2 separate regions of the Mus musculus genome follow, and region 1 is linked to region 2. A link is a loop called in an ENCODE intact Hi-C map of the cell type or tissue named here. Cell type or tissue: gastrocnemius. All regions are shown on one strand. Links, peaks and the distances in the headings refer to the core of each region. The heading gives the core; the rest is flanking DNA.

Region 1 (2,923 bases), core at 175-2,674, 70 kb after region 2:
TTCTCTGAAACGCAGACTCCAGCATTTAAAATTAGATTAGCAACAGATGTCTCCTGGGGGTCACCATTAAATGAAGTGCATAAGAGCACTTACCACTCACTGTATTGCCTAAGTATTGTAAGAATAAAGTACTACCTGGAGTATATCCTTCATCACATCTCCATCCTGCTAATTCTTCTTGCCTTTTATAACTGGACTGCAGCCATCCGTCATTTTCTCAAAATATTTTGTGTCCTACTTCTGCATTCCTGTAACTAGAGACGTCCTTGTTCATCTCCCAAGCTATATTTTCATAAGTCCCTTGAGAATCATTTTATTTTATTTGACCGTTTTAGCTCCAAGAATCAGTGTGGTTACTGGTAAATAAGAACCATGATTTTAATAACTGTTGGATGGCTACTGTATCCACAAATAATAGCTAATAGTTTTGTACCGTATAGCAGGTATTTCAACAATAAAAACAGGTTAATGCATGTTAATTCTGGTGGGTCACAATGAGTACTCCTGAGAATAAAAAGCGTGTTAAAGACTTACACACACACACACACACACACACACACACACACACACATCCAGAGTTCACCCTTAATAAACACTTAACGTTTTACCCATTTCCATGCTAAAATGATTTAAGATTATTTGATTTAATTCAATCTCCTTGAGCCTCTGTGGTTAAATTACCTTGTTAGTTCTGTTTTATAAGACATGGAGGCCTGGGACAAAAGAAATAACTTTCAAAGCCCATGAGCAACGAATGATGCTAGAGATGTCCAATCTAGGTTTCCTTAGACTTCTTGGCAGTAGCTGCACTTTCAAAGATTCTTAAAAAAAAATTTATTTATTTAATATATATAAGTACACTGTAGCTGTCTTCAGACACTCAAGAAGAGGGAGTCAGATCCCATTACAGATGGTTGTGAGCCACCATGTAGTTGCTGGGATTTGAACTCAGGACCTCCGGAAGAGCAGTCGGTGCTCTTAACCACTGAGCCATCTCTCCAGCCCCTCAAAGATACTGAATGTGGTACTCAGACCCGGAGTGACGGAGTTTAGCTTCCCCAGCAAAGAGGGGCGCCTGCGGGCAGACCAGGGGCACATTCTCTCATAACCTCTCAGACTGTGGAGACACTGGCATCACTGACATCTGAGTCTGTCTGCCAACTGTGGCTTTCACTAGCACATCGTTGCTACCTCAGAGTGTTCTTCCATACACTTTCAGTAAACCACAATTTACAGCTATCGAAGTGCTTAAGTGCTTTAAAAGTCGATTTATATTTTTTGCTATTAACACAAAATTATTGCCCCATTATGTTCTGAAATCCAAAAGGCTCTCCTGGACCCTCTATTTACTATATAAAAATAAGAATATAAGCTAGAGGGAAAAAAATAAAATTTTGGGTTAAGATCCAAATAAGTAAGTTCTCAAACTATTTGAGGCTGTCAAGTATATAAAAGTGTCAGAAGGTTGTTCACACTAGGAAACACAAGGAACCTTACAACAACAGCTCGGCTTCAGGGTTCCCATGAAGGAGTCAGCTGAGATGGACTGAGGTTAGACCTCTCAGCAGCTATCTGAACTCCCAGCTGTCAAGCTGGAATGTGTCCAGAACGGGAAATACGGATGAAGAATCAGGGTGGTGGATGTTGAGGGTACAGGGAAGTTCTTAGCAAGAATAATGGATGCTAAGCTAAGAGTCCTCAACCCGAAATGAATGCTGCACTAGGAAACTATCCACTGCATTTCGGAGATAGTTGGAACATACGAACGTTTCCTTTATTAGCAGAACAGTTATCTTAGTAACATGTTTCAGTGATTGCTATTTTGGTTCTCCAAATATAAGAATGTAGCCACAAACCTACTCATGGGGGAGAAAGAGATGGTTCCACATATAAGGCATACCTTGCACATACATCTTGTTTAGTTCTGGACCACCTCGGTGAATCAAATGTCAAAACAGTCACAGCCGTTTTGGTTTCTCAGTACATATAAATGCTTTACCCAACTATATTGTAGCTTATTAAGTGTATGGTGGCATTGCATCTAAAAACAACACACATACCTTAATTACAAAGTAGGGGGCCCAGAGGATTGGCTCAGCAGGTAATAGTGCTTGCTGTTCTTTTAGAGGACCTGGCTTTAGTTCCTCACAACTAGTTTTTCACAATTAGTATCCGCATTGGACAGCTGACAAATACCTTTAACTCCAGGCCCAGAGGACATGACACCCTTCTCAGGCCTCAGCAGGTGCCTACATTCAAATGCACAAATTCATATTCAGAAATTCACAAATTCATATTCAGAAATGCACAAAACATAACTAAGTTAAAATAAAATGTAAAACATTTCATTGGTAACAAATCGCTAATGACCTTCTGATCCTTCAGAATTATCACCAATAGTGGGCAGTCTTGCCTCAATGCTACTGGCTGCTGATTGGTTCCTAATGATGGCTTCTAAAGCTTTGGAGTGGCTGAGGCAAATTCCTGAGACAATGTTTTCTTCACTGATTTATTCTTCCTTCCACAAACAATTTCGTGTGATGCTATTTGATAATATGTTAGCCAGAGTAGAACTTCTTCCAAAATCGGAGTTGATCCTTTCAAACCTTGCTACTACTTTATCGAGCACACTTAAGCATCTGGAACCCCTCATTGCCTTCCAGCACGACCATTAGCATCTTTTCCAGGAGTAGATCCCATCATCTTCTTACACAATCATCATCTTTGCCCCTTGCTAAGATACAGCTACTCATTGTCATTGTTTTACCACAGAATTACAGTAGCTCAGTCAAGTCTCCAGGCTGTATATACTATATATACTGTATATCAAGTCTCCAGGCTGTATAAACTGTATATACTATATATACTGTCTATACTTACAATCAGCTGCTTAGTGTGATCACTTTCAACGACTTAGCTAGAT
Region 2 (2,923 bases), core at 247-2,746:
TGGGTGTAAGAAGACAAAACGACCTGTCTAGGATTTGGCATCCGTGCTCTTAGATCCGGAAAAGTCTCAGCTTTTCATACTCTGCATGAGGGTAACAAAATCAGAGCTTTTCACTGCTAGAAACAGAATATCTTGTTCTGGATCTAACTGCTAACACTCACGTTACTCCGCCACTGAAAGCAAGAGGTAACTGATTCTCAAATCCATGCTACGTGCATGTTCTACGGCACATGAACGAACAGCTGTGTGCCAATGCTGTGAGTCTCACATCCGATGAACCCCTGCATGTGTGTTTTGTCTCTGGTAGGATTGAAGCGATTTATCGGACTGAAGTAAAACAGAAGAAGAAGACTCACGGCTTACTGACCCCGTTTCTGCTAACTGAGCTGGAGACTGTGGGCAATATCCATTTTGAAGAAGGCACTCAGGCTGATGACTGGTAAACCTGAGCTTTGAGTAGGGCTCCAAAAGTAGTTGTATATTTGATCCTGAGCCAGGTGATCAACTTGCAAAGTGTCTCATTTTCAAAATAGTTTTTAGCAAAATATCCATCTGTTGAAAATTTGCTGTCATACATCTTCTACCTGTACCTTTGTCTCATTGCCTTATCGACATGAGACAAGCCCTGGACACCTCAACGGGGTCACTCAACACCCATTCTTTTTCTTAGCCAGTCAGCAGAAAAAGTATATGGGGAGTTTGTAAATATTTTAAGAAAAAAGTTTATGTCCCACTGCTGTCCTCGCGATGTTTATACAGTTGCTGGGCAGATAGTCCTGGATTCTGAACACTGGCTGAAAGCCAGAACAGAGCAGAAACCAACTGCACAACTGGCCACAGCAGGTTGCCACCGTGGAGGCCTCCTGGCCATCCTGCTGGCCTGTAGTCAAAGGGGAAGCCGTGTGGGAGCTAAGCCGTCAGTGGGAACAAGGCCATTGGGTGGTGGGAGAAGGGGCACAAAGCCAGACTTCAGGCTGCCGGGTTCCCTGTATCACAGCCAGTGGGAAACGATCTGGACAAGATGAGAATGAAACTCGGTTCATTCCAACTTTGTTAGCCAGACCTGTTCTAACTCCTGAGTCTGACACCAGGTGGTTTACTGTCAGCATCTTTAAACAGAACCGTTTGTTACTGTTTCCTTGTGTAATACAAGCTCAGATCCACAAGGAGGCACAATTACATCAACCTACTCCAATGTGCATGTCATTTCTTGCAAGAAAGTGGGTTCTGAAGAGAGACTGCATGTATTAGACTAAGGGCCTACGGAAGGAGCTGCCAAGATCTGGGTCATACATATGACATAGAGGTCATTTGGGCTATCTGTCACCTCCTGCACTGATAAAGCCTTTGGTGGTAAGTCAGGTGCTCTAAGCTAGGAGTTCAGATAGTGGGCTCAGAAATCACCCGTCACAGAAGCCCTCACACCTATGTTACATAAATGGTCACAGGGTAAATGAATCTCATAAAGAATCATTTGCTTCCTTGTTAAATGGTCTCTCTTTCGGTCTTAATCTCCATTCTGTGCAATTTTAAGACAAGACTGTAATTTTATTAGAACAGCCAGATGAGGGCAGCAGAGAGCAGACCAGTCATCGAAAGGACCCGTGATCTAGAGTTTCTCAAAGCTGCCACATCCTCCTCTGGTTCTCAGATCACTTTTCTCCCTGGAAGATCTCTGAGGCTTCAAGAAGGTGCCCTCTGCACTCCTTACCCAAGGCTTCTCTGCTAAGTCTTTATTCTTTAGCATTTGTCATATTTATGGCTTTACATATTATTGAATATCTACCCCCTTTGGAATATAAGCCTTAGGAGAGAGAGGGTGGACACCACCCTTCTCACTATGTGCCCTAACTTAGGTAGTTCTTGGGATAGAGTCAGAGACAATGATATTCCCAAAGAGGACAGGGCCAGTGCTGATGATGAGCCAGGGTATGATTCAGCATGCATTTGAGATGTGGTACAGGCGTGCTAGCGGGTGAAGAGGAGTGGAGACAGCCACTCCTGCCATTTTTAACTACTGGTTGGGGCCAGGTGCTGAGTACTTAGCTTTGAAAGTCCCTTTGCATATTTACTCGAGTGTTTTAGAAACCAGTGGATATTCAAACTGGGTACTACAGCTACATTTGGGTAGAAATGATTATTTGTGTATGAATACATACATGCATATATATATATATACTATATATATATACATACATGCATGCGTACATACATATATCATGCATGGATACAAACATACATACATACATATGTACATGATAGATAAAATCACCTAGGGACAGTGGAAATAAGAGAGCTATAATTCTGGTTCCTGGTGAAAAGCAAGCTTTCCAAGTCTATTGGAGACTGGGGAATAGTTCAGTGACAAAGGACTTCTCTGATTGCAGAAGGTTCTTGGTTCAATCCTTAACACCATAAAAAAAAGTAAAATAAATGAAAATTTAAAAAGAAATTATTTCAAGGAACCGGAGGGGGGGCTGGACAGAAAGAAAAGAAAAGTTGAAGTCATAGCCTGAAGGAAAGTGGCCAGGAATATGTGGTCACACTGAAGCTAATCAAATATTCTTAAGAAGGAAGGACTATTCAGTCAACATCGTTTTTAGGTAGAAGAGGTAGATAATAGATAATAAAAAGAACATTTTACTGTGTTTCAAATTTTAGCATCTTCTGTTGATCAAATATGCCCAGTGGAACAAAAACACAGCTACTGTGATCTGATGAAGTATGTTTAGCCAAAAATATCACAAACTAGGATCTTCAAGGTCTATTTCATACCCTTCAGCGTGTTGAAGGCAATCCACTGTTCTGCTTTTTGTGTGTGTGTCCTGTCTCCCCACGTAGGTTTAACTCCTGCTGTGAACTAATCCTGTCGCGTTTCTGCACCTGGGACTTCAGAGCGTACGGCATCACGGGGGTGAAGGTG

The links. A loop is a pair of places that touch in the nucleus more often than their neighbours do. Peaks named below come from ENCODE experiments on the same cell type or tissue, not always from the same donor. Only the 100,000 strongest peaks of a DNase experiment are listed, where the experiment ranks them.
Region 1: a loop joins it to region 2, with 2.2 times the contacts of the local background. A loop is called at or near these places in 7 of 42 quality-filtered maps.

The regions. Positions count from the first base shown.
Region 1 is chr12:72,530,905-72,533,827 of GRCm38, forward strand. No RefSeq gene overlaps it. Among named protein-coding and RNA genes, the nearest start is that of Pcnx4, 4.0 kb to the right of the region's middle. In gastrocnemius, for the core only: no CTCF peak of the experiment used is centred there; a DNase peak (open chromatin) is centred at 1,581.
Region 2 is chr12:72,460,484-72,463,406 of GRCm38, forward strand. Lrrc9 (leucine rich repeat containing 9) reads left to right here. Exons shown (of 32, transcript NM_001142728.1): 10 at 308-439; 11 at 2,842-2,923. Among named protein-coding and RNA genes, the nearest start is that of Lrrc9, 20 kb to the left of the region's middle. In gastrocnemius, for the core only: a CTCF peak has its summit at 1,570 (motif pointing right); DNase peaks (open chromatin) are centred at 894 and 1,580; H3K4me3 peaks cover 276 bases.